Linked DNA regions of Homo sapiens: region 2 is linked to region 1. A link is a loop called in an ENCODE intact Hi-C map of the cell type or tissue named here. Cell type or tissue: heart right ventricle. All regions are shown on one strand. Each heading gives the region's core, and the rest is flanking DNA. Links, peaks and the distances in the headings are about the cores only. Region 1 holds the start of SLC2A12 (solute carrier family 2 member 12). Region 2 overlaps TBPL1 (TATA-box binding protein like 1).

Region 1 (17,060 bases), core at 5,345-13,344:
CTCCTATAACCTCCCAGAGGGCATGTCCCAGGGAGAGTTCTGGTGTGGTGTTTCCAGCCCACCAAATGTCCAACATGCTGCTCCTTGGCATTGGACCCTGCATGGCCATGCCTGTATTGACAAATACTGGGTACAAGGCTTATCTAGCCACTATCTCCCACCCCTCCCCTGCACCCTGATCCTCTCCTCAGCACACAGTGAAACTCAGACAAAAAGGAACTTTGGCCTCTCTCAACACCTATTATTATTTGAATTTTCTACGGAAAAAATATAGAAATGTTGCGATCTTTCTTTGTTAGTTTTCCAACCCCGGGTTTGATTTAGTAGCAATTTCACAGACATCCTTTCCTGAAACTAATATTCTTCCACTCCTATTGGCTGAGGAGTTAATAAGAGGAGACACTGTTTAAATTTGCATGTTAGTACTCCCCTGTGCTTTGATTTGTGGTTCACTTTTTCTGCCTGATTATGTGTATTACTTTCATTCTTTTTCTTTCTGCCTTTTTTTTTTTTTTTTTTTTTTTTTTGAGATGGAGTCTCTCTCTGGTGCCCAGGCTGGAGTGTAGTGGTGCGATCTCGGCTCACTGCAACCTCTGCCTCCCAGGTTCAAGTGATTCTACTTTCTCAGCCATCCGAATAGCTGGGATTACAGGTGTGGGCCACCACACCCCCTATTTTTGTATTTTTAGTAGAGACAGGGCTTCACCATGTTGGCAAGGCTGATCTTGCACACCTGGCCTCAAGTGATCCACCTGCTTCTGGCCTCCCAAAGTGCTGGGATTATAGACGTGAGCCACCGCACCTGGCTTCTTTCTGCTCTTCCTTTTATCCTTTCTTCCTTTCTTTCCTTTTTTTTTTTTTTTTTTTTTTTTTTACAAATTCTCGCTCTTTCGCCCAGGCTGGAGTGCAGTGGCACAATCTCAGCTCACTGCAACCTCTGTCCCTGGGTTCAAGCAATTCTCCTGCCTCAGCCTTCTGAGTAGCTGGGATTACAGGTGCCTATCACCACGCCTGGCTAATTTTTATACTTTTAGTAGAGACAGGGTTTCACCATGTTGGCCAGGCTGGTCTTGGACTCCTGACCTCTGGTGATCCACCCACCTCGGCCTCCCAAAGTGCTGGGATTACAGGCGTGAGCTATCGCACCCAGCCTCCTTTCTTCCTTTCTTCAATTCAAAACTTTCATCAGGATAAGTCTGGTGCATTTTCTTCTAAATTTTTCTGCTACTTGTTGAGTTCTTTTTCCATTCAGGAAAGATTTCCTCTAATATTTTTGTCTATTTGTTTAGACACAGTTATTTATATGTTAGTTTAATATATTCATTTCCTCTTTCATCTCTAGCTTCTCATCCTTTTCATCTGCATCCTAGAAGAACTTCTCATATTCATCCTCCACATCACAGATTTCAGATGATGATTCTGCTGTTGCAGTTTCATTCCCTTCCACTCTACACGTCATTGATCTATTTGCATCTCAGTTCTCAGCAAGCTCTATCTTCACCTCAGTTTATTCTTATCATCAGATGTGGTTTACATCTTTTGCCACAGAGTCTATCTTAAAAAACTATATTGAGAACAGAAATCAGATGCTTTCCATAATTTATTTATGTTTCCTATAAATAGAAATCTTAGAATGCATCCTTTTCCTCTGTATTTGAAACATACTTGCCAATAACCAGATTTGCAGCATTGCAAATAACCTAGCCCCTAAATTTGCAGCATAACCTAGCCCCTAAATCAGTTATGATATTTTTGACTGTGATACAGTTTTTTTTTAATCACAATTGATGTCCCATTCCAAGACTGTGATATTGTTTTAATGTATATTCCCACCAACTCTCATATTGAATTCTAATCCCGAATGTTGGAGGTGGGGCCTGGTGGGAAGTGTTTGGGTCATGGGGGCCCTTATGAATGGCTTGGGCCATCTGCTTGGTGATAAGTGAGTTCTGACTCTGAATTCAGATAAGATCTGGTGGTTTAAAAGTGTGTGGCCCCTCTCCCTCCACCCCACTCTCTCTCTCTCACTCCAGTTTTCACAATGTGATGTACCTGCTCCCCCTTTGACTTCTGCCATGATTGGAGGCTTCTCGAGGCCTCCCCAGAAGCAGATGTCACTATGCTTCCTGAATAACCTGCAGAATGGTAAGCCAGTAAAGCCTCTTTTTTAAAAATAAATTATCCAATCTCAGGTTGTTGTTTTTTGTTTTTTTTTTTTTGTTTTTTGTTTTTTGTTTTTTTTGAGACAGGGTCTCACTCTGTCACCCAGGCTGGAGTGCAGTGGTGCGATCTCAGCTCACTGCAACCTCCACACCTCCCAGGCTCAAGTGATCCTCCCACCTCAGCCTTCCGAGTAGCTGGGACTACAGGTGCATGCCACCACACCTGGCCAATTTTTGTATTTTTGATAGAGATGGGGTTTCATCATGTTGCTCAGGCTGGTCTCGAACTTCGGAGCTCAAGTGATCCTCCCACCTCAGCCTCCCAAAGTGCTGGGATTACAGGTGTGAGCCACCACGCCAGGTCTCAGGTATTTCTTTATAGCAATGCAAGAACAGCCTAACACAGACTGCAAGAACCCCAAGCCCTGATAAACAGAAGCTTACATCATAGTGGCATTTATTGCTTAATTAACTAAAAGACCAAGTTGGGTTTGGTGTCTCCAAAGACTCACACTGTACCCATCCTCCTGTTCCCGTTTCCTCAAAGGATTGTCTGTTGTCCCCTGGCTTGTCACCATATGTGCAAGGTGGCTGCCGCAGCTCCAGGAATTACGTTCCCTCACAACCACATCCATAGGCAGGAGACAATAGAAGGAGGCTTGGGACAAGGATTTATCCTCCTGTGGCTCTCTCCTTTTATCAGGAGGAAAACTTTCAAGAAGCAACCTGGAAGACTTACTTAATATCTCATTGACCAGAGCCAGTGGGTGACTGGTCAAACTTGGCTGTGAGAGAGATTGACAAGTGCATGTCTGAATCTTTTAGTTACCCATGTAGGAAAAGTAGAAAATCAGAGGGGAGTTGGAATGGCTGTGGTATATTCAGTGTCTGACACACCTTATTCTAGCCACCTGGTTGCAGTTAGAAACTCCTCTCAGGTCTTTTGCACTGGAGGTGCAATTGATGTGCACAGCTGCTGGCCAACTTTCTGATGTCTGTATGTTATTTTTCTGGTGTGGTTCCATTGAACCAAGAAAGGAACTTTTTAATTTTTTTTTCTTCCACTTTTTGGTCCCCTGATTACAAATGAGGGAGATCATTCCTGGATTATTTAAAGCAGTCTGTATTTCTTTACTTGTCAAAAACAGTGGGTGCAAAACAAACTTCTAGAGTGCATTGCTCCAGTGGCTCTGAAAGGCTTTGTCTCTTCTTAACACTAGTTTCATATTTCAAAATGCAGTGAGTCACTGTCTTGCCTATCCAGCCCAGAGTTGTTGAAATCATGGAAATTGGAGTCCCTGAAGAGATACAGAAAGAGAAATGACAAGGCACAGTGGCTCACACCTGTAATCCCAGTGCTTTGGGAGGCAAGGCAGGAGGATTGCTTGTGGCCAGAAGTTCAAGGCTGCAGTAAGCTATGATTTTACCTCTGCCCTTCAGCCAGGGCAACAAAGAAAGTTGTGTCAAACAAAAAAAAAGAGAGAGAGAGAGAAAGAAAGGGAAGTGATAATGACAGGATGGGGGATGGGATTGGAAGAATCAGGTGTTAGGGCAAGAAATTCTGACCCTCAGAGAAAGCAGCTCTGAGGGTCTGAGGAGCTCTTTCCCTTCCTTGCTTGGTGAAGGTTCCATCTCTGTCAAATGAGGATGCACAGCGGCAGTCTACGGGAATCCAACATTTTACGGCCCAATCTTATACATTAGGCTCCCCATTTTATTTACTGTTAAATCCTAACTCATTGACAAATATTCGGGCTTTCAATGCTGTGGTGATTTTGCACTTCTGTCTGCATTTTTGTGGAGACTTTCGATGATAGATGGTAAAGAGGGAGGGAACCTGGAGAATAAACCCGCAGCTGTCTTTCCTAGAGTCCCCTGGCGTCTCCAGGAAGGGGATGCTCAATGTGTGTGAGCCTTGGTGAGCCATGGACATTTGAAAACCGACATCTCCGAAAGGATCCCCAGTCCACTGAAGATTATTTAATGTTGAAAAAATAGTAAAAGATGTATCTGTACTTCTCAATTTCAAATGTATATAAATGGGATGGAAAGTTGTTTTTTAAAAAATTCAGTGTGCTAGTGAGTACATAGCAACTTTCTCTCACTCTATATTTTCTAATCAATAAATATAAAACTGCGAAGACAATTTTGTGAGGATTTGAAGTTGTTTTTATATTTTAAAAGGAGTTGCTGCACTCAATAATGGTTGAGAATCACCAGTAGTGCTTTTTAAATTATTTAATTAGGGAAATGAAATGGGAAGAACATAAACTATATTGTGAAGGCTGTGGATGAAGGTCCTTTTAGGAAGAGCAATTTACTAAAATTAATACCTGAATGGCCACCTGAACACTAAGGGTTAAGCTCACCGTTATCATGTTGATAATGGACAGGTGGCCTATGGGAGAGAGCGAGAGGGAGAGAGAAAAGGCTAAAGTGCTCTATCGAATACAAAGGAGGGATTTTGATGAGAAAGAGAGTGAGACAGAGAAAGAGAAAGAGAGAATGAAAGGCTAAGAGAGCCCAGAAATAGAAAAAAAAAAAAAGTAGAAGAAAAGGTCAGGACAAGTTGTCGAGTTGTGGGGAATGGGGAAAGGGAGAGACACCAAGAGCTCAGTATGACAAGAAGCCTGAGGATTTTTTAAAAGTTGATTTATAAGAAACTCCTGGCTGGGTTAGGTGGCTCACACCTGTAATCCCAGCACTTTGGGAGGCAGAAGTGGGAGGACTGCTTGAGCCCAGGAGTCTGAGACCAGCCTGAGCAACATAGTAAGACTCTGTCTCTATTAAAAATACAAAAAAATTAGCTGAGTGTGGTGGCGTGCACCTGTAATCCCAGCTACTTGGGTGGCTGAGGCAGGAGAATTGCTTGAACCTAAAACATCAAGCCTGCAGTGAGCTGTGATTCTGCCACTGCACCCCAGCCTGGGCGACAGAGTAACACTCTGTCTCAAAACAAAACAAAACAAAACAAAACAAAACAAAAACCAAACACACACACACACCCCAAAAAAGAAACTCCTTATGGTGGATTTGACAAGAGAATTTTCAGGATGGGCCTACCTAATATTCAATTGCACTACAGCACTCTTCAAATTCTTAGTAAAAATCTACAAAGAGCTTATATGAATGGGATTCAAGAATATGAAGGAAAGGGGGCTGCTGTCATCTAAGAATGGATTGGAGCAGGGATAAGAGAAAAGACCAGTTGCTGGAAGTGGAGGGCAAGGACCCAGAAAAAGCAGGAAGTTGGTGCAGGAGGGTGATCAGAACCACGAAACTCCTGAAGTGTACTGTGTGTGTTTGGATGGGAGGCTGGTGGGGAGGAAGGAGGCATGTGGATTTAACCATAAGGGGCCTGCAACTATTTTTATTTTAAAATTAAAAGAATGGTGACACCATAAAGCTGTAGAATTTGGAGACATGTAAATGAGGATTTCTAAAACTCCCACTTCTGTCACCACTACCGTCACTTTTAGAAATTTTCTTGATTTCTCAGGCCAGGTGCAGTGGCTCACACGTGCAATCCCAGCACTTTGGGAGGCCGAGATGGGCGGATCACCAGGGCAAGAGATCAAGACCATCTGGCTAACATGGTAAAACCCCGTCTCTAGTAAAAATACAAAAATTAGCAAGGTGTGGTGGCATGTGCCTGTAGTCCCAGCTGCTTGGGAGGCTGAGGCAGAAGAATCGCTTGAACCCGGGAGGCAGAGGTTGCAGTGAGCCGAGATCACACCACTGCACCCTAGCCTGGCGACAGAGCGAGACTCTGTCCCAAAAAAAAAAAAAAAAAAGAAAAGAAATTTTCTTGATGTCTCTAAATTAATATGGTCTCCTTCCCAAGAATTCCTGTTTTCATGGTACTTAGTTCACAAAAGTTTTGTGACATCTTTTGTAAGCTAAGGAAGCTGTGCCTGCTGCCAGCTTCAGATTCCTTTGTCATCCTCTTTCCCTGCTTTGAACTCTGTGCTCCCAGAATTCCGAAGTATTGGAAGCTCCCTGAACGTGCCATTCTCTCTTCTCCAAACATGTTCAAGCTATTTTCCCTCCTTAGAATGCTCCGTAAAACTACTGGCCTCAGTTACACGTGCTCGGCTCAACTTAGCCATCCTGTCTTCCAGGAGTCTCCAGGGACTGGCTGAACTTCCCCCTTTGCTATCATAGATATTACACATAATACATGTATAATATCAAGCCATCTCCTCCATCAAAGGATTCCTGATCCCTCATCGCTCTCCACTAATTGGCAGTAAGCACCTGCACTGTGAGGATGCCTTTCGTTTCTCACCAGACTCCAGGGTCTGGCATCATATCTGATTCCTACTATCCACTCAGTATTTGCTGAATGGTTATCTTGCAGTTAGTTCGATTTTTATTTTTTTGATAAGTTGGTAAAACCTACAGACAAGAATAAAGGCCTGGGCACAGTGGCTTCACGCCTGTAATCCCAACACTTTGGGAGGCCGAGGTGGGTGGATCACTTGAGGTCAGGAGTTTGAGACCAGCCTGGCCAACATGATGAAACCCCATCTCTACTAAAAATACAAAAATTAGCAGGATGTGGTGGCAGGCATCTGTAATCCCAGCTACTTGGGAGGCTGAGGCAGGAGAATCGCTTGAACCCAGGAGGTGAAGGTTGCAGTGAGCCGAGATAGCGCCACTACACTCCAGCCTGGACAACAAGAGTGAAACTCCGTCTAAAAAAAAAAAAAAAAAAAAAGAATAATGTCTTAGATACATTTTTTTTTAACCCTGAAGCATCCAGCACTGTGCCTCTCATGTAGTAGGTGCCCAATATGTATTTGCAGAAGTAAAATGCTCTTTAGTTCAGCAATCGCTTCTTTACTCATTGACTCCTTCAACAATTAAGCATGAACTATGTGCCAGCACTGTCTGGCAGGCAAGTTTCATTGACGGCTATTGCAATCAGCCTTCATGGTTGCTGGCAGCATCGTGTTGAGATGTTTCCTAGGTTACATCTGGATTTAATGGCACTAGAAGGTGGTACTTGTGCCACATGGATGTGATCCCTCATGTGTAGGCTGGAAATACAGAGAAAAAGGCATGATTCCTACCTATTATGAATTGCACAGAACTTTCCAAGCACTGTCAGTCAGCTCAGAGCTCTGATAGGTGCATGAAATATATATTTTATCGAGAAACTTATAATCTTATAGAAAAATACAAGTTACATAAAAAGTTAGGGAATTAACTAAAACAGAATGCAAACAAGTCCTGAAATGAGTGTAACTGGAATCCAAATTCACAGATTGGAAAGTAGAAGCATTATTGCTGGCTGGTAATATGGGTCAAGAGAGCAAACCTGGACTGGATTTAGGAAAGTAAGGTTCAGATCACTGTGCTGTCCTCTAATATCTGTGCTACCCAAGACAAGTCCCTTTGCTTCTTTCCAGGAGGAACCTGGGCTTGAAGGTGAAGAACAGTGTGGAATCAGAGTCCTAATTAGTTACCGGCTAGACTTTGATAAGTCCCTTAAGGTTTGTTTCTCTCTGTGTCCTCATTCACAAGATAAAGATAATAATATTACCTCCTTCATAGAGTTGTAAGAATGAATGAGACAGAAGAGACCCTGGTACCTGGTAGTAAATGATTGGTAAATGTTAGCTGTTGTTCTTAGCCTCAGTTTCCTTATCTGTGAACTGGGGTGCCTCATGGGGTTGCTGTAAAGATCTGAAGGGATTACAGTAGTAGAACCACTTGGCCCACAAGAATCATTTAACAAAAGCTCCTTTAATCTGAATCTAGAAGGTAAAATCTTCATAATACGGAGGTAAAGCTTTGAAACAGTCTTTTACTGATAGCAACAGAAATAAAATAATACCTTATTTCCAGCATAACAATTGTGTCTTTCATAAATTCTTGAATTCCTTTGCTTTCAAAATTGGCAGTACCTACATAATTGGGCTTGCAGCATGAAAAATTCCTCCTGTGATTTTGTCTGAAGGTTTCTGCAGCTTAGTTTCCCAATATAAATAAAACATTTCATTAGTGTGAGGATGCTCTCTCACCACACAAATTGACCCTAATTACAACTTCCATTTCCCCTGTTCTTGAAAAACTTTGCACATCTGAAGCTGAGCTGTCATGGTTTTTTAATTAGTATTACTCATAACTCCCAACTCTAACTTCCATAAAGTGTGGAAATGTGTGTGGGAGCAAGACATTTTGTATAAAATAATAATGGGCACTGCTAACAGCTCCAGAGCCCAGTGATGCCAGGCAGACCTGAGTCATGAGTTGTCTGAGAAGCAGCTACTTCCAAGGCAATCACAATTTAACAGTTTAAAATTAAATTACACTTGCTTTACTTAAAAAATATATTCCTAAAAGTCAAACAAGAATTGCATTTTTCTCCGTGGAATTTTGGCAAAACAGTATAAAATAAATCATTGTTCAAAAATAATGAAATCTCCTAAAACTAGAATGATGTAATAAATTATTTTAGTCTTACTATTATTTCTACTAAGTTGTTTAGAATAATTAGGTGGGCAGCGGTGCCTCACGCCTATAATCCCAGCACTTTGGGAGGCTGAGGCGGGTGAATTGCTTGAGGCCAGGAGTTCGAGACCAGCCTGGGCAACATGGTGAAACCGTCTCTACTAAAAAAAAATATATATATACAAAAATTAGCCGGGTGTGGTGGTGAGTGCCTGTAATCCCAGCTTCTTGGGTGGCTGAGGCACGAAAACTGCTTGAACCCAGGAGGTGGAGGTTGCGGTGAGCTGAGGCTATACTCCAGCCTGGATGACAGAGCAAAACTCTGTCTTACATTTTTAAAAAGAATGATTAGTATTACTGGGGCATAGTCATTTAGCAAATGCATAAAATAAGTGTGCTACAACATGGGAAGAAAAATGATACCAGTGTGCAAAGGCAAAACAAAATAATACAGAAAAAAAATTTGAATTTATGATTTACTCTAAAGGTAATATATTTGACTCAGTTTCAGCTGGGAAGTATTTTGGGGGATGTCACGTTCAGTGACATTAACTGATATTGAGTACTTTTGAAGGGAAGAAGGGATGAAAAATCATCCGCATTTGATATTTGGTCAAATAGCCTCTTGGGAAGGAGCCAATTCCAACTTTTCCTTTCTCATCACCATAACTTGGTATCTTTTAAGTGGCTTCCATTGCATTAATTTTTTCAATAACTCATCCTTCTGGGGGAGACTGTTCATGAGAAAAAATACTGAATGAAGGAGCTCTGACTCTATTCAATTTTAAAATCTTATATAACCCGTTCTTGCTCATACACTGAGTAAATAGCTGTTTCAACTGTTGCATAGTAATGGAGGGCCCTTTAGAGCTCTCAGAACTTTTTTAACCCAAAGGCTAGATAGTACCGAGAAAATGCTCCCTATGAAACCGTGATTCTAAAATGAACTATTCTTGAATGAATAATAAAATCCTACATACCTACAGCAATTAAAAATTGCAATTTCAAGTTGGTGGATTCATCTTTTATCTACACATGCAAATCTCAGCTTCCTTCGGCTGCTCCAAGGTAGATTCAGTGTATTTTGAGTTCTGTCTCTACCAACTAGTGTAAGCTCTAGACCACTAAAGACCACCCTCTTGAGAATTCACAGGAAAGATACCCTGTGGGCTCATATTCAGGTCCTATCAGCTACCACCAGGCCTATTCCTGGGCTCTCAGCTGCTTCAGCAACTGTTGGTAATCTGACAGAGAGAACGGTGATGTTGAGAATATTTAACAACTAGGACAGAGGCACCGACCTATCAGAATGGCTGTAAAAACTGGTTCAGGCATGCTGGTGTGCACCAGCTAATCTCAGCCTGCTCAGATGGGCCCAACCTCTTGGCCGGCTGCTCTCAGGCTGGCTTGGTCTGGCTCTGCCAGGCCCTGGCAGGGCAGGCTTCCTGCAGCGTGTGTCTGCTGCTGCTTCAGAGCCTGGGAGGGGGTCTGTGGCAACCTCTCTGCTCTCTCTGGGTGACACATCCTTAGAGAGGAGCAAGACCACTGCCGCGTACGATGCATAGCACCCAGAGTTTGCAGAGAAACATCTCCCACCATGTTCGCAGCCTTTTCCCTTCCCAAGAGATCCCAGAGGAGCCATTTGCCCAGTGCTCACAGTGGTGAAAAGCCTCAAATCTAGACTTTTGATGTGATTTCCAAGTGAGGTTAAATGTACAGTCACAGAGATACGCTGACTGGACTGAAAGGGGAGATATTTATGTTTAAATCTGGTCTCATGACCACACAGAAGAGCAAGTGGTCCTCCATAAATGAACACGTCTAAAAATCCTGTCATTTCCAGCCAGGCACTGTGGATCACACCCGTAATCCCAGCAGTTTGGGAGGCCAAGGTAGGCGGATCACCTGAGGTTAGGAGTTGGAGACCAGCCTGGCCAGCATGGTAAAACCCCATCTCTACTAAAAATACAAAAATTAGCCAGCTGCTCAGGATGCTGAGGCACAAAAATCACTTGAAACTGGGAGGCAGAGGTTGCAGTGAGCCAAGATCGCGCCATCTTACTCCAGCCTAGGTGACAGAGCGAGACTTCATCTCAGAAAAAACAAAACAACAACAACAAAAAAACCTGTTATTTCCTTGGAAATACGTATCACAGTAGACACAATCATTGTTATCAGATGTTGACTTGTTAAATACATATGTTTTTAAAGCACTATAATTTTTGTCACGGGTTTTGATGCTTAATTGTTTTTAATATATAGAAAGTGTGGAAAAATGGGAATGGCCCAGCATCAAAAACTCTGAGATGCCTGGGTCTGCCCAAGGTAACTGGCCTCTTACTAGAATCTGTCTTCTCACAACCAAAGCTCTGACATCTGCCCAAGCTGGTTGGCCTGACTCCCTCTTCCCTAAGGATGAGTTTGTTTCCAAGTCTCCGTCTCTTTTACAAGTTGACTTCCCCTAGAGCTGACTGACGAAGCCTGAGAAAGCCAGGCCTGACGAAATTCCAGGGGGCCCATTTTAAGCTAAACCCGGGAGAACAGCACTCAGTAGGAACTTAGTTACAGTTACATCTTACATACTCACCACCTGCCCAGCTTCCATTTAGGAAAAAGGAGTTCACAGCTTTAAAAGCGTTTTGAGAACAACTGCCTTAGAATGTTCATCTGCTGAGCAGAAGCGTGTATTTCTTAAATTCCAGACTGTGGCATCTTCAGAGGGGATAAAGGACAGTCCTTTCAGCTGAGTTCGTGAGTCCCGTTCTTCATGTTCTGGGTCCCAGTGCCAGAGAGTTCTGCAGTGCTGACAACCTGCACTCATACAGTAAATATTGTTCTTGTTTTCTGAACCTTTGGACAGTTGGGGGTGAAGGGAAACTTAAGAGGACTCTGTCCCCAGCCAATTGTTTGGATCATGAAATAAAGGAAGCCTGGGAGCTGAAGTAGAAGTCAGTATTGAATCTCCTGGGCCAGAGGCCACCAGGGTCAGTTCTGCACCATCCTCTGTGTGACCGTGGGCCGATCACACATCTTTTGACCTCAGATTTCCCTTGTGTGAGTTGCTCCATCCGTCTAATATCTCACTTCATTTATATCTGTTGTCAACTCTAGGCACCAGAATTTCAAACTGAGCTTAATCCTGTCCTATATTAAGATGGATTGGAACATGTCCATGAAAGCTGAAAAAATTTACTAAAAATGTAACCACTTTGAGTCATAGCTTATTGAAAATGAATTAAGTTCATTAGCTTCTAGTCATTGGAACAAAGCATTCTTTTCAGTTAAAGAGGGTTAGTCAAGAAAGACCTACCAAAATTTTTCACTGTGCACAATAGCATCAAGGGAGTTCAACTGCAGACCTTAGGGGGTTGGTTTTGTTTTGTTTTTCAGTATCTCACATGATTTAATTACCTTGTCCTGAGTTATATAACTCATTCCTCTTTGTGCTTTGATTTTTCCATCTAGGAATGTAGAAAAGCTTGCTACCTTCAAATGCAGACATATTGTGATAATTGTTGAGCATAATTTAAATACTCTGAATGTCTTAAATGAAAACTATGGAAGTTGAAAATATGAAGAAGCCAAAAGGAGTATTTGACAAATATTACCTCATTAAATCTCAACACCTTCATAAAATAGATGAAGATACAATCCCAATATTAATGAATGGAGACTTTAAGTAACTTAAGAAAACCATACAGCAAGTCTGCACTATGCATTCATTTATACATATGTATGTATAATTGCTTTTGGGTGCCAAAAGATGTTTAAGATAAGTTAAGAAAATTTACAAAAGTAGAAAATAAAAGGTTTGCATTCATCTAAATGCAGATTATGTATAGCACAAATCAAAGTTGTATTCATCTGACATTTTAAGGAAACATTCAGGCTTTCTCTTCTACAAAATGAAAGTTAATTTAAAATTAAATTTGAAAGATAATTTATGGTACTTATTCATTTATTATTTCTTTACAACATAAACAGTTGCACTTTAAGTTGAATTTTGTGCATGTAACCAACTATTGCAAATGTAAATACACATTATCTTTCTTCTGGATAATTGTGAATTTGTACAATATAAGCTATTAAGAGCACATTGTACCTTCAAAGCCATATCAAAATAAACAGTCCATTTTTAATGGTTACTACAAAGGCTCTTCCTAGGCAGTTTCTTTTCATCTTCTTTGTGACATTATCACTGACTGTATTTAGTGAGCCCTTTTGTTAACATCACCACCTCAGCTTGCTCTGCAGTCTAGACTGCAGCTCATGTTCCCAGGAATTTGGAGAAAAGAACTTTGCAACTCTTTCCCTTTATCTCCAAATATAAGTTTCCCTTGCCTGCTCTTAGGGAACTTGTGGGCCAATGAGTAGCAAGCGCTTAGGGAAAAGGGTACTTCTGCATAGGAGAGGACAGGCCATATTGAAAGATGACCCCAGATATTCTTTTATTATTATTATTATTATTATGTTAGACAGAGTTTCACTCTGTCACCCAGGCTGGAGTGCAGTGTCATGATCTCAGCTCACTGTAACCTCCAAGTGATTCTTGTACCTCAGCCTCCTGAGTAGCTGAGATTACAGGCATGTGCCACTATGCTCAGCTAATTTTTTTATTTTTCTGTATTTTTAGTAGAGATAGGGTTTCCGCTCTGTTGGCCAGGCTTGTCTTGAACTCCTGGCCTCAAGTGATCTGCCCACCTTGGCCTCCCAAAGTGCTGAGATTACAGGCATGAGCCACCACGCCCGGCCTCATTCTTGACGAGAAGTGTGAAAGCAAGAGAAGAGATCAGGACATGGAAGATGGAGGGCTTCTCCACTCCTGAAGAGGGCCGCTTCATGCCTCGATGTTAGGGGTCACAGGTTCGATTCCCCAAGATCAGACAAACCCACAAGGCAAACGTCAGTATTAGGACCATTCCCAAGAGAAAGGCAGATGTCTTTTGTATCATTTAGTGTATTGGATTTTGCATGAAATTTCTATATGCTGCTTGGGAATGTAATATCTGATTAAGAATACACAGCTGAGGAAAGTAGTAGGAAAGAGAAGATTTTTTGTGTTTGTTGTCATTTCATATTACAATTACTTTCTATTCCTTGCAGCACAAACTAAATGAGCAGGAAGAGGCAGCAAAAAGCGTACAATGTATTTGTGGGAATTGTAAATGTGGAAGTGAAGACCAGCCTCTGATTTATCAAAGATCATTAAATGAATTAAAACTTTTCCAAATTTCACCTTCAGAAGGTCATCATAGCAAACAAACCTCAGTTTGCAAGGCCAGTTTTAAAGAAGGCAGAACCCAGCAAAGCAAGCGTTTCAGGCTCTGAATAACGCTCAAATTCATCACAAACGTGCTGGGAATTTAAAAAGGAAGTTTGTGTTCTCATTGATTACATAACTAATAATTTTATGAAGCCTGTTTAAAATACTGATTTTTAAAACAGTGGTTATAATGTCAACTGGTTACACAGTGTCCATTTGTGACAATAAATGAAAAAGTGTAAGCAAGCGTGTGCTTGTGTGTGTTTACAAATGAGACTATCTTTGCCAGTGGACCGTTCCAATATGAAAAACATCCATACATTGTATTATGTAAACACAATCAAGGGGACCCATCATACCAGTGGTGGATGTGTAACCTGTATTTTCTTGGCACATAAGGTTCCACCAAGACTTCGATCTTCACAACATTACAGCTCCGAGCTGTCCCACGTCCCACCAGACCCTGTCCCCTTCTCTCCACTCATCCAGCGCGCCCACATGCGCGCGCGCGCATACACACACACACACACACACACACACACACACACACACACACACACGGGACTCAAGAGACAGTACACTCGGGAGATGAGTACAGCTTGCTTCTCTGCGGTCACCCGAGCACTGCAGGCTCACTTTACCTCTCGCCCAGGGAGGATGCCGGCTGCCGCTGCCCTCCGTCTCCACGGCTGTCCCCTTCTGGTTCAGCAGACTGGGGCCCTCGGTGTTTTCAACAGGTACCATGGTCACGTAGAAGTTACAGCCGCTTCCCCGCCACCAAACCGCCCCGACCACCCCCGCTCCCAGGAGTGGTCACTTTCCCCATAATAGCATGCTAAAGAAGAGTGTGGGGAAAAACTTCGGGCAAAGCTAATGTGATTTGTGACCAACTTTGTTTCTATTTCCGAAGGCTTTGCCCTTTTCGGTGACACAGGCTGTTGCTATTCCAAGCAGCCTATCACAGGCAGGGGGAGGGCCGTGAGTCAGAGGATTGTTTTTGCCTTTAGATGCAGAGTTGGAAGCAAGGGGTTAAAAGAAAGGGAACTCAGACGGAGTGTTTGGCCATTAGCTAAGGGTAGCTCTTGTATTCTAGCACCTTTGAAAAGAGGCAGAGAAAGGAAACATGCAGATTTAAATGCAAGCTGAGAGTGGGGATAGAATACTCACAGATGGTATCAGTTAATCTTGCAGAAAGAGGAACAATTTATGCAAAGACATACCAGAAGGAAAAGTGTGTCAATTTTTCAGCAAGACTGTTATTCCAAAAGTCATGGTATTTACCAGCTTACACAAAGCATAAAATACCTTTATTGTTTCAACCTGATTTTGGTCTAGGTAAAGGCCTATATCTTTCTCTCCAAGGCCTTTCAGATAAATCACAGCCTGAGACCAAAAATACACAAACTCAGAATGCACAGATTCTTTAGACTTTTTATATGCTGAGGTTATAGCAAAGTAATCCATTTCTTAATGCAGAATTGTCTTTAAGAGACAAATTAACACTGAATCCTCTGTTAGGTTTCATGTTTGCGTAGGTAGGAGGAGGATACTCCTCACTCAGAGAGGCCAGACTAAGTGGCCCATTGTGTGCGTGTGGTGGACATGTAATCTCAAACAAAATCAGGTCATGAGAGAGGATCTTTTTCTGATTTGTGAACATATTTATAAAAAAGTCTTACAGGGTTATGACATTTTACCTTCAGTTATTCATTCAACAAATCATGTTTATTAAAAAAAAAAGCCTTATAGAGGAAATTGAGATCATCTTAAAAATCATTTGGAATAAAAACTAACATGTGTGGAGCACTTATGTGCCAGAAATTGTGCTAAGCGCAATAACGCAGATGATGACTTTGAGGCAGGTACCAACATTATAGAAGAGGAAATGGAGGTTGGGTAACTTGGCTACAGTCTCACAGCTAATCAGTGGTAGAGCTGAGATTATGAATCCAGGAGGTCTAAAGCTGTAACTCTCCTATATTCTAACTTCCCAGCCTTGTCCTTCTCTAATTTTCTTGGCTTCCTATGGTTTCAGACCTACTCGACTTTAAGAAGATGCCGTGAAATATGGCTTTTAGTCATAGGCATTTCTCTGGACAGAAAAACAAATTTGTGCTTGTATAAGCAGAAGCTAAATTTTTGTTACTTCTTTTCAACATTTTAACTGAATCACTTCAAAGTTCTAAATTCACTTATTTGTACATTTCCTTTGCTTGTCATTAAATAATTCTATATTTTTCTTATCTTTCAGGGAAACAGGTAGCAAATGGAAACAAACCTATAATAATTCAACTAGTCTTTATTATGTACCCGTTGTATGTCTGCTGATAGTGCTAGAAAATGGAAGTCCTCCAGGCATAATCCAGGCCCCTTATGATTAAGAGGGTGAGAAGTTCAGAATCCCACACATCAGTGTCCCCACTAAAGAATGTGTAACGCAACCATGGTTTGAAACAACTCATTTTATTTGTTCCCAGGGTGCATTATAATTATATAGGAGTCCCAGTTTCTATCTGTGAGACACATATGTTTCCCATAAGTTCTCTATATTCTCTTGGCTTCTAACTTCTTTCTGCTCAGAACCAATGACCTCATTAGGGGGAAAATGTTCTTGCAATGGGTTAGTTGTATCATTGCTTTGTTTCGTGATCCCACAACCTGTGTTTCTAGCAGCTTCTTGGCCCCATGGGAGTGTTAGAGTGTTTGCTATAGTGCTTGACTAGACAGAAGACAAAACTAATTCCAGAATACTTTACTATGGTTAAAAGCAGTTCAACAGTTCTCACTCTGTTTTGTGTAGCCAAACCATACAGGAGATCCACAGGCATAGTAAGCCAACCAGGAGTCAAAAAGAATGCTCAGCAATGCAACTGACAACATCACCTCCTGGTGCTCCTAATTCTGTTCTTTATTCTGCTGGTGACCTGACCGGGGCCACTGGCTATCTCAAGCTCTGTTTGTACTTACCTCAATCTCTTAACTCAGAGAAAAGTTTAGGGGAGAAAATTTTTTTCACCCAGACTAGAGGGGGGAAACTCTGCCTCAATTCTGTTACGAACCCTGTACTTCTCCTTCCCAGCCTTTTGCACACCATAATGTATTTAATACAGTTAAATGCGGTGATTCAATTAAATCTGCCTTTTCTGCTAGATTGCAAACTCTATGAGAGTATGGAC
Region 2 (12,420 bases), core at 1-8,000, 54 kb before region 1:
TACAAGTTGTAAGTATTTCCCCCTTTTTATTTTTGAAAATCAAGAAGCTTGATTTGGTGTGGTGCAATGGATATTGGATAAAAATTTGAAGACAAAATTGTTTAGTTACAGACTCAGGATAATAAAAGAAAAATATAAAAGAATGCTCAAGATACTGAAGTCAAGGTCACTAGTAATAAACTGGCTAGGTTGATAAACAATTTCCTGCCCATTTATAATGAAGGGCTAAACAAAAAATACCTGAAGTATATATAGAGTTTGAACTATAAACACGGAAGGAAACATGGGGCAGAACACACTTCCCTTCTCTTTCCAAAAACAAAAAACAATGCATGCTCTGATTTGCGTATGAAATACACCATGATAGAATTGAGATCTCCAATCTCCTTTCCTTTTAGCTTCCCCCTGCCAATTTTTATACAGATAATACACTGCAGATCCAGGCCTTTTAGTCAGTCTCCTGAGTCTCTGATATAGTTTTACTACTTACATAGGTTTATAGTCTCTCCACATTGTTATAAAGGAATGTAATAGATCATGTTTCCTTATATGACATTGGGACAGTTTGTTAGGAACCAATAGGAAAATTCCAAGCTAAATAAAAAGGAGCTTTGGCTCTTAGGATTCTCTTTTCTTCAGGTTAATCATATTTTAAAATTCTTTTTCAAGTTAGGTTGTTCGTGCTTTTAAGTTTTTTGTGTGTCTTCCATCACTTAAATATTAGTAATTTAATATGTTATTTGGTTCAAGATTTGATTGTGGATTTTCTATCATACCCAAATTTTATTAGTAAGACCTCTTAACAAGTCTTTAAAATCAACTGGAGAAGTAAGAGAACAGTTCATCGTTGTGTGGGTGAAACCCACGTTGCTGGTACAGGTGGCCATCATAGAAAAGAACATGAGGGAATTGTCCTGATGTCTGAATGTCATTTATTGTGTCTTCAGTTATCTGAACATCATCATCAATTATAGCCTGTGTACCGTAACCTGAGGTAGTGATATTCCTGAGGAGTGTGAAGAATTGGACACTGTGGATTACTATACATTGTCATGAAAGCCTTACAAGGAGGCAGCTTTTCTAGGCTTGACTTAATAACTTCAACCTAATTGCTTAGAGATTTGGATAAATAACCTAATGGCCTGACTCCTTTTCTAATGTTTTACTAACAGCTACTTCTAAATAAATATGGTCCCAGGATTTTAAAATTGTCTTTTCTATGCATTTTTTAAAAATGGAAAAAAATGCTCATTTTTCTCAACTATTGTGGAATTATTTTAATATTTCACAATATTAACATGAAATTCATAAAAGGATATTTTGCATTAAATTATAGTTTATAGTTCATAAAATAAGCTCTATAATCTTTATACTTGTTGAATGTAACTAGGAATTACCACTAAAATCCTAGCCAGGACCCTCTCCTAATCTAGATAGAATATATGGGCAGTTGTCCACACTGTGTGTTCTGGTTCTTTTTTGCGTAAGATCCAGTGCAAGTAGTGTCTTGGTAGGCAGAAACTGTACCCTCATGTCCAGACCACTTGTGTGTCTGCATAATAAAGCTGCGACTGGCCTCCATACATACATAGCTTAAGGCGGAGGTTGATGTCTTCACTAGGACATAGTCTATTCAAAGGCTGCTCTGTGAAGAAGGTAGAAAGTATTAAACCAGCCAGTAACTTTTTTTTTTTAACCTGATATCCTGCTCAGAAAAAGAGATCACTTAGGACCTTGTACCTCATCTACCTTTTGAGGTTCCTTCTGGGGAGGAGGGGGATTAAAGGCTGTCTTTATCATTTCAGAGTGTCTCTTCAAAACCAGTTCCATGACACTGAAAAGAGAGCACAGGAGTCGCAACTATGCATTGGTCCAAAGACACCCTCCTAAGTGTTCTGGCACTATCCACGTTCAGAAGGTGTTGAGGCCATTAGGTCTCTGGAGAAAGCTGCCTGGATTGGCCCCTACCACACAGCTTGTTACACTCCAAGAGCTGCTCCTGGGGTTTTCTTTTTTGAGGCTGTTTTGGCACTAATTCTTCTTGGTGATGACTCATAAAACAAATGTTGTTTTTCACATAGTTCCTGAAAGAGAAAGAGGCACTAATGAAAATGTCATTCTTAGTTTACATGAAAAAAATGTGTAGGCTATTATTTTTTAAACCACCCTGGGGCTTTAATGTTTTAGCTATGCAAAAATAAATACACATTTTTATTAGGAATCCTGCTGCATCATGAAATTCAGTATGCCACAGACTTTGGTCAATCTCATGCAAGGGGTAACGGTGTCTTCTCAGAATACAATCCCAGCAGTCAGCTCTGTGGGGAAGGATTCCAAGGATAGTATTACATACAGAGAACCAGTGGAGGTTTCATCCCAGACCTTATTTTTTTCCATTTCTCAAACTCCAGCAATGTGCCTATATTTATATCTCTTCTATCTTCTACGTTATCCCTTACTCCTGCATTAACAAATTTTTCTACAGGATTCTTCCCATCAGCATAAAAAGATGCTATTGTATTTTACCTTTACTAAAAATGAAGAGCTGCCTTTGAACCTCCCTTTTCAAATACCTTTTTCTGTAATTTAACCAATGATTTGAGTGGCCACAATATGTAGGTAGTATGGGTTGAGTAGATAAAGACTTCTGTTTTCAAGGAGCTTACTTAGATTTTAGAGGGGAGACGAGCTTATAACTTGAAGTAGTAAAAGTGCAAATGAGAAATAAACGGGGAAGGAGAAAAAAGGGTTTAGTTGGGTGGGAGAGGACAGACTGTATTATACAGGTGGCATCTCTCTAAAGCAGTGACAATGATCAGAAAATGGAATGAAGTTAGGGAGGGAACTCCTGCAGAGAATCCCAGAGACCTGAGAAGTTGGGGCAGGGAAACGGTTGGTATCTGGAGGGAAATCTGAGGAAGGTATTTTTTCAGGATGGGAAATACTGCAGCTTTGTGCGTGTGTGCGTGATGATAATCCCATAGGAGGGGGAAATTGATGCAGTCAGTGTACAAATGGAAGCATTGGCCTTTGCAACAAGGCAGTGTGTGTGGGCATAGATGTAGGTAGGTTAGAAGATCTTGTGGCAGGAGGACAAGGTGGTCTCAATTTATTTTCTCAGTGAACTAAAAAGCAAAATAATTAGAGTGAAGAAGTGGGAGGGGGTCCTGGAGGCTTGGGAAAAGTATTGGTGTGAAGTAATCATCTTCGAAAGTAGGAACGTCAACTCACCAGGGAAATGTGGTATATTGCAGGGTATTCCTCAAGATCTACTTGAGATGTATGTTCATAAGGTGAAAACAAGGCTTATCAGCATAGTTGTGTGTTTGATTCAGCCAGGTTTAGCTCCTTGAATGCAGGGTTAAAATAAACTAAGAGTTGACTTGGTCAGAGTTAAGGTTTGCCTGAGTGATGGAGGGAGAGAGAAGAGAGTAAAGGGAGAAGGGGAAATGCGAAGAAGTGGCCTTGGTGGGCCATGGAAAGTAGGAAGCAGGGTAAGGAAGGAAGGGAGAGCATGGGCCTCCAGGTCGTCGTGGGGCTGAAGACTTGTTGAAGTGCCAGTACTTGAGGAAGTGGGCTGGAGAGATGAGTGGTTAGAGGGTGAGTGGAATGCTTGTGAATGAAGCAGTGATTGGAAATGAGTCTAGGGCATGACCATCCTGCTTTTCTGTTCCCCTTCACAGCAAAATTGATGTAAGGAGTGGACTGTTGCTTCTTCACTTCACTTCCATTTTGTCCTCCAACCACATCAGTCAGCTTCTGTCCTCTCATTCCGCTGAGCCTGTGCTTACATCTGTCTTTGTGCTTGGCCTCTCCAGTCCCACCTTCCTACAACACTTCTGGCTTTCCTCCAGCCTCACTGTTGGCTTCTTTTCAGTCCCTTTTAACACTCTCTTCTTTGCTCGGTCTCTAAGTTTGGCACAAAACTGGGCCTAGTCCCTTCTCTCTCTGTTCTCTGACCAGATAAGCTTATCTGGCTTCAGGACTTAAATACCACTTATAAGCTGATGGCCACCCACATTTGACTCTAACCCCTAGAGTCTCCAAATTTCAGACTTACGTATCCAACTGCCTACTACTAATGTGTCTATTTGATGTCTAATGGACATCTCACAATATCTCCAAATCCGAGCTCTATTCTGTCCTGAGCCCTGAAACCTAGTCCTCTCTCAGGCTTCTGCATCTCACCATCTGTCCAGTTTCTCAGCTAAAACTTGCAGTGTCATCCTGACTACTTCATTACCTTATTCTTGTATCCATTTCATTCATGTTTTTTCATCTATTCAATGCCGAGCTTCGATTATATGCCAAGGAATTGTTCCAAGTGTTGGGAAACAACAGTGAACAAAATTCCCTGGCTTCATGGAATTTAAATATAGCAGGAAGAGATAGACAGTAGACCAAGTAAAATGTAGTGTTTCTGCTTTGGTTAAAACTGAAGGATTGGAAAGTGGGTGCAGAGTTGGCTACACAATTGGGATTTGAAATAGAGGGACAGGAAAAGTCTGTTGGAGGTGAAGCAGCAAGACAGGTGGATATCTAGGATAAGAGAATTCGAGGCAGAGAAAACAAGTGCCACGATCTGGAGCCTTGAGCATGCTTGATGTGTCTGGGATGCAGCCTCTGGCCTGTGTGGCTGTGAGAGAAGAAGGGGAGATTAGCAGGCTGTGCAGGGCTGGAAGGGCATTGGAAGGCTTCTGCTCTTGCTGGAGAGCCACTGGAGGATTGGAGCAAAAGAATACCTTGATTGCATTTTAAGGGGTCATTCTGGCCACTGTGTAGAGAACTGATGGGAGGGGACAAAGGCAGAAATGGGGACCAGTAAGTGGGTATTGCAGTAATTCAGGATGGAGATCATGGTGACTCAGACCAGGGCAGCCGTGAAGGTGTTCAGGCTCTGGATATATTTTGAAGTAAGAGCCAACACAACTTCCTGATAGACTGAATGTGGAGTATGTGAGAAAGAGGAAAGACTCCAAAGTTTGTGGCCAAAGTAGTCGGATAACATTGACATCAACTGAGGTGGGTAAGGCAGTGAGTAGAATAGGTTTGAGAACATCACAGGTTCAATTTAGGGCATGTGAGGTATTAGGTATCTGTTAGACATTTGGAAAGACATGTAGAGTAAGCAGTTGAATAAACAAGCCTTGAATTCTAGAGAGATAGCTAGAGACATAAATTTCAGACCCTGGCATATCAATGAGATAAAAACTGTAAAACTGGCTGGACGCGGTGGCTCACGCCTGTAATCCCAGCACTTTAGGAGGCCGAGGTGGGTGGATCACGAGGTCAGGAGATCGAGACCATCCTGGCTAACATGGTGAAACCCCGTCTCTACTAAAAATACAAAAAAATTAGCCAGGCGTGGTGGCGGGCACCTGTAGTCCCAGCTACTCGGGAGGCTGAGGCAGGAGAATGGCGTGAACCTGGGAGGCAGAGCTTGCATTGAGCCGAGATGGCACTCCAACCTGGGCGACAGAGCGAGACTCCATCTCAAACAAACAAACAAAAAAGAAACTAACATTGACTGAGATCAACTGGCTGGTGAGGGTGATAGAGAAGTGGTCAGGGGACTAAGCCCCAGGGCACACCAACTTTAAGAGAGGAAGCAGAGGAATAGAGACCATAGGTAAGAGATAACCAGGGGACGGGTCGCAGAAGGATGTGAGGCAAGCATTTCAGGAAGGACTATCCCCAGCCAAGAGCACTATCTCCAGTCAAATGCTGGGGATAATCTAAGATGAGGAGTGAGAATTGACCACAGAGTTAACCAACATGGAGGTAATTGGGATGTTAAAAAGTAATTTCAGGAGCGGAGTGGCCATAACAGTCTCACTGGAGCAGCTTCGTGAGAATGGGAAGAGCAGAAGCACAAGTGATGACAGCGAATATAGACAACGCTTTAGAAAAACTTGGCTATACATAGTACCCAAGAAATAGGGCAAAAGCTGGAGAGAAAAGTGGCACAAAAAGACCTTTTGTTTTGTTTTGTTTTTAAAAAGATGGAGAAAGAATCATAGCAGGTTTCTGTGCTGATGAGGAGTAGGTAAAGATGCAGATGATGCAGCAGTGAGCTGGGAGAATTGCTGGAGAATGTGCCGGAGAAGGGAGAGAGGAGAGAGGGGGTGAAGGGGGCTCTCATAGGAAGGACTGCATTCCTACATAGGCCCTGGAGGAATGGTTGTGTATGTGGAAGGGGTGGAAGTTTCCCCCTGATTATGTCCATTTTCTCAGTGAAGTCAGAAGCAAGGCCATCAGTGAGGAATGAGGAAATGAGGAGGTTTCCAGAGAGAAAGTGATCTGGAACATGTGTCTAGGAGAGAAGCAAAGTTAATTGACTAGGGATATGTGTGATTGCCACATGTGATTGAAGGCCACTTAAGGTCCGTGGTCATGATGGAAAAAGAGACCCAGCACTAGAATCGCATGCTTTCCCAGCCTCCTTCAGCTGGATGGCTGCAGACACTTACTATGGCACACTTTAAAGTGTAAATCAGATCATGTCACTGCCCTGCTTAAAATCCTTCAGTAGCTTCCACTGCAATTAGAATGAAACCAAACTCTTCACTCAGCCTGCAAAGCCCTGCACACTAGTCTCTACCTACTTCCTAACTCATTGTCAAAGATTACAGCCTTCTTTCCATTTCTGGAACAAGTCAAGTGTGTTTCTGACTTAGCCTTTGCACTACCTGTTTTTTCTGTCTGGATTTACTCCCCTATCTTCCAAGGTTGGCTCTTTATTACCCAGGTTTTATCTTAAATGTTACCTCTCAGAATAGCCTTCTCAGATCCGCCCAGTTGAAAGTAGTCCTTTAGTCACTTACTATCTAATCAGTATACTGGAAATCTCATGGTGATTGTACTCGCTGATAATGTTATTGTAGAACCTAGATCAGTGCCTGGCACATAGTAGATGCTCGATAAATATTTGTTGAATAAATGAATTGGATGGATGGATGAATGAAGAAATGACCACATCAAATTAACTGCTAAAAGTGAAAAGTAAGTTTGCCTCAGAACTGAAATATTTACAAAACATTAACTTGTTTGCTTTCTCCATTTGTGCCCACTTAAGCTGGGGGGAAAAGTAAATCACAGCTGAAACAGCAAATATGGCAAACATCACATCCCATTTTGAGTTTGTAGCTTGCAAGGCAGAAGTTCAAAATAAAATCTTTTCAAATTACATTATTGCAGAAATCTTTTCTGACCTCTCAGCTGAGTCACTGTTTATTTTATAAGAAACTTAACATCCTTGGAAGAATATTCGTTTTTTCAGCTTTTTAGAAATAGGGGTAGAACCCAGCTCCAAATGTAGAGGAAAATGCTAAGCAATGTGTAGTATCATGTTTGAAGTTAACTTGATACTGTAGTTTCCTTTCTTAGAAATAGACATTGGGATTTCTACATCAGGACGGTTACCTTGGTGACAAAAGTTGATTCATTGTTTTATTAACTTGTAAATTCATGAAGGCTCTCTTAACTCAGCAGTGTCCTTCCTCATTCTTCAAGTTCACCTCAGCTTCTGTGCACAAGCAGGTTCCATGGGCTTTCTACCACCTCGCATTTCCTTAACTAATTTGATAACTTACTGTATTTTTTTGTCTCTGACATTTCTCTGTTGGAAACCTTGTTTAACGTATACCCTTTAGATACTTTGGTCAATTTACATAAGCCAGGCTGCTCACATTGTCATTTTAAAAGCTTTTGCCAACCTGTTGGTTCAGCTCAGAAAAGCCTCTGGCTCACTAGTATTGCATGAATAGAAGTTAACCAGGAGGCAAAGGCGGGCAGATCACGAGGTCAGGAGATCGAGACAATCCTGGCTAACACGGTGAAACCCCGTCTCTACTAAAAATACAAAAAAAAAAAAAAAAAAAAAAAAAGCCGGGCGTGGCAGCAGGCGCCTGTAGTCCCAGCTACTTGGGAGGCTGAGGCAGGAGAATGGTGTTAACCTGGGAGGCGGAGCTTACAGTGAGCTGAGCTCATGTCACTGCACTCCAGCCTAGGGGCAACAGAGCGAGACTCCATCTCAAAAAAAAGTTAACCTACCATGTGACGCAGCAATCTTATTACTGAGTATATACCCAAAGGAAAATGAATCATTTTACCAAAAGGACACATGAACCCATACGTTCATTGCATCACTATTCATAATAGCAAACATGTGGAATCAACCCAGGTGTCCATGAGCAGTGGATTGGATAAAGAAAATGTGGTATATATACACCATGGAATACTACACAGCCGTCAAAAAGAACGAAATCATTTGTAGCAATACGGATGGAGCTGGAGGCCATTTTCTTAAGTGAACTAATGTAGAAACAGAAAAGCAAGTACTGTTTGTTCTCACTTATAAGTGGGAGCTAAACATTGGGTACTCATGGACATAAAGAGGCAAAAATAGACACTGAGACGACTGGAGAGGAGAGAGATGGAGGTGGGCAAGGGCTAGAAAACTACCTATTGGGTACTATGTTCACTACCTGGGTGACAGAGTCATTCATACTCCAAACCTCAGCATCATGCAGTAAACCTTTGTAACAAACCTGCACATGTAGCCTCTGATTCTAAAATAAATGTTGAAAAAAAAATTCTGAAAGCACCTTTTCCTTTTTGTCCTCAGTATTGGGCTTCCTCATGGTTTATAGCTAGTAGGGATTACTACTGCTGTAATGACTTTAAAATGTAAAATTGTTTTGCCATCTCATCTTTCATAATTGCCTTTATTTTTGTTCTTCATTACAAACCTTGCAGTTCTCCTATAGTCTGTTTAGAGGTCAACAGTACCTTTGGCTTTTGGTCCTCTCCTAATTTGCAATTTATAACTTTCTTGGAGAGGGTCTGGATTTAAGTTTGAGTAACTGCATGACTCAAAAGTAACAGAAATGTGATTCTTTCAAAAACATTTCCTAAGTCAGAATTTTAATAATTTAGACAGATTCTTTCCCCACCCCAAATTCTGAATTAATAAGTTCTGTTGGGTTTTAGATACCCACATCATATGTTCTTAAGGAATATCTTATTCTGGAAGCCTACTAGAAAGAAAGATTAGATTTTCTTAAGTTCTGTCATTGAATTTTCGTTTGGTTTGCAATTTGATACAATCTGGCAACCCTATATGAAAAAAAGGATTTGAAAGTTCTTAATCTTATACAGAACATTCTGCTTTCAAGTTTGACTTTTTTAAGAGAGTACAATGGGTTGTGATAGTAAGGGAGGCCTATATAGTTTCATTCAATTAATTAATTGCTACTTTCTCCCTGCCTCAATTTTTCAGTTATTTTTGTTCACAATAATTCACAAAATTTTACTTTTTGTGTGTGTGTGCTTTTGAGACAGGGTCTCACTCTGTCACCCAGGCTGAATGCAGTGGTGCAATCACAGCTCACTGCAGCCTCGACTTCCCAGGCTCAGATGATCCTCCTACCTCAGCTTCCTGAGTGGCTGGGACTACAGGCGCAAGCCACCATGCCCAGCTAATATTTTGTGTTTTTGGTAGAGATGGGGTTTCGCCATGTTTTCAGGCTGGTCTCAAACTCCTGGGTTCAAGCGTTCTGCCTGCCCTGTCCTCCCAGAGTGCTGGGATTACAGAGGTGAGCCACTACACCCAGCCACAAAATGTTTAAAGGAATTTTGCTCCCTGAGTTAGTAGATGAGTAGTTCAAAGGTGCATATACACAAAGTGGATTTACCATGAAGCCAACAAAACAAGTTATAAAATTGAACAGTGGATACTTTTTAATCATCTACCAGAAATCAATATTAAGCTAGGTAGGCATTGTAGGAGTTACATAAGAAAGATAATGGACAGAGCATTCCTGGAAACTAAAACTTTATTAATTAACAAGATGAAACCACAAGAGTTCTAGCCAATGCAGTATAGAAGTAAAGAGGGCTAGAAGATATTGAAAATCTAGGACAAAGGATTACTCTCCAGGGCTAGAGCTACTCAGGGCTTCGAGGATGAGTACTTGAGTTGGGTCTGAAAGCATAAGGATGTAGAGCTGAATCTTCAAAGTTAGCTAAAATGTAGGAACAGAAGGAGAAATCAGGAGATTAGAGCCGTGAGCTAGGAGGCCCTCCAGGAAAGAAGATTGTTTCACATGAGCTAAAAGAACTTCAAGAAAGAATAGGTTTGATAGATTAAATGTGGTCAGAAATTCTTTGCCCTTCATCTCATCAAGAGGTTAGGTCTCTTTCTTCACCTGTTGTATCTAGGCTGGCCTCAGGACTTGTGCTGACAATAGAAAGTGGTCAAAGTGATGTGTGTCTTCCTGATGTAAACCTCAGAGAGACTTGCAGCTTCTTTCTGCCTTCACTACCTTGGAAAGTTGCCCTGAGTTTGACATGTGAGGAAGCCACTTTGCCTCCTCAAGGATGAGAAGCCACTGGGGAGGACTGAAGCTCCCCATTGACAGCCAGCACCTACTGCCACCTATGTGATCAAGTCCCATGTGATTGTGGGCCCTCCTGCCCAGGGAGACATGTGAGTGAGCCCAGGCAAAGCAAGCAGAGGCACCACCCAGCCAAACCAAAGAATCATGGGAAATAGTTGTTTTCAGCTGCAACATTTGGGATGCCTTGTTATGCAGCAATGGATAATTGATGTGAAACAGGCATAAGGAAGGATGAGAAATGGAGGAATACCAATAGATTTGGAAGTCATCGGTGTCCTGGCATCTCAGTTATGGAAAAACCTGAATCCATGAGGAATGTTGCCAGTTTACAGGTGGATACATTGGCTTATCAAAGTCTGAGGCCATTGATTATTTAAATCGTGTTTGTAATTGATAGCCTTATTCAGAGTCTAATGCTCACCAAGAAATCCAATCATTTTAACCTCCACTTGGATAGAGCCAGGCAATGCGTTAGTTAGTCCAAGGATATAGCCAGCCTTCCTCACAATTTTATTTCCCATTGTAAATGAATCATTTTCATTTTATTTTTTTGAAAACAGGGCCTCATCTGTATCAAAAAAAATTAGCCTTATAATTTGATATTTACCTTAAGCTTAAACTGGGAGAATTTTTTTCTGCTTTTTCTAAAGTAAAATATTTTAAAATTTAGACCATCTAAAAGTGTATAAAGCACAAAGTGAAAATTTTCCACAATCCTACTTACTATACCCCCAATAAGCCAGGATTAATGGTTAGTTCAATATAAATACACATGCACACATATACCTACTAACAATTCACCTATCAGGTTTATTCTTCCTTCAAGTAAAAGCTGAAGAATCGCTATGCCCACAATATCTGTAATCATACATTTTTCTCTACTGTTTTCAAAGTATTTTTAAAAGAAAATCACAAATTGTGAAAATGTAGTTTCCTCCCATTATATTAAAACCCAACAATAAGTATCCCTGCATTTCTAAATGGAACGACGTAATCCTAGGAAGAGTAACAAGTTCTGCTTCATTCTTAGCCCCTATGTCTCACCTCTTCCCCCAGGACATGGTTTTGGCAATTAGAGCTACTAAAAAAGGAAAGGGAATTTTCTGCCACTCACTTCTAAATTAAATGTTTCACTTCTAAGTTAAATTGTTTAAACAATCTCTCCTTGTGAAATTTTTTAAACCAGTTTTCTAAAAGCCTATTCATATAAGAAACTTATCTTTCTTAAAATTACCTTAAATGTGCAATATTTAGAACAACGGTAGATGGTTAAGCCTGAGAGTTTTTCTGCTAATCTTAGCCTTAGCAAGTGTTTAGGGCACAGAGAAGGAGCTCTAAGTCTGATAGAGATGGAAAGGCTGAGACCCAAGTTCCTAGCCCAGTGTGAACATGGTATATCTACACTTCCGGGACCCACCCCAAACCCCAAACAAAGAAAACCTGTTGGGGGGAGCTAGAGAGGCGGAAGAAGTTCTGAGATGGTGATTGAGTAGAGCTTTAAAATGTTCACCCGTTGGTTGGGGACTGGGTGGGGGAAGCATTGGGGGGTGGTGGGGGATAAAAGACTACAAATTGAGTTCAATGTATACTGCTCCGGTGATGGGTGCACCAAAATCTCACGATCGCCACTAAAGAACTTACTCTGTAACCAAATATCACCTGTTCCCCAAAAACCTATGGAAATAAACTGTTTTTTAAATGAGATAGTTTTAATCAGTAGCACAGAAGATTCACATCCTCTGTACAACAAAATTAGTTTCAGGAAAAAATCAGGTAAAACAACAATAGTAACAGTTTCTTTTTCCGAAAAGAAATGCAGACAGTGAAAATATTAAACTTTGTTCTAGTAAAAATTATTACATTACAAAAAAGGAAAATATGGTTTAATGCTTTTTAATTACAATGATGTATTTTTGTTTTTGTTTCGTATAAAAGGAAAAAACTTGTAACCTTGTACGTACATATTGGTTGGTCATAGTAATGAATAATAGCATTACAGTTTGATGATAATTATAAAAGG

Evidence for each region. A loop is a pair of places that touch in the nucleus more often than their neighbours do. Peaks named below come from ENCODE experiments on the same cell type or tissue, not always from the same donor. Only the 100,000 strongest peaks of a DNase experiment are listed, where the experiment ranks them.
Region 2: a loop joins it to region 1, with 2.1 times the contacts of the local background. A loop is called at or near these places in 9 of 110 quality-filtered maps.

What each region holds. Positions count from the first base shown.
Region 1 is chr6:134,037,853-134,054,912 of GRCh38, forward strand. It overlaps SLC2A12 (solute carrier family 2 member 12), which reads right to left and starts at 14,772. Exons shown (of 5, transcript NM_145176.3): 1 at 14,526-14,772. The coding sequence starts at 14,628. In heart right ventricle, for the core only: no CTCF peak of the experiment used is centred there; a DNase peak (open chromatin) is centred at 10,019; H3K4me3 peaks cover 900 bases; H3K27ac peaks cover 3,679 bases.
Region 2 is chr6:133,989,225-134,001,644 of GRCh38, forward strand. It overlaps TBPL1 (TATA-box binding protein like 1), which reads left to right. Exons shown (of 7, transcript NM_004865.4): 7 at 1-1,208. It overlaps SLC2A12 (solute carrier family 2 member 12), which reads right to left. Exons shown (of 5, transcript NM_145176.3): 5 at 1-2,084. The coding sequence ends at 1,931. Among named protein-coding and RNA genes, the nearest start is that of TBPL1, 42 kb to the left of the region's middle. In heart right ventricle, for the core only: no CTCF peak of the experiment used is centred there; no DNase peak of the experiment used is centred there; H3K27ac peaks cover 965 bases.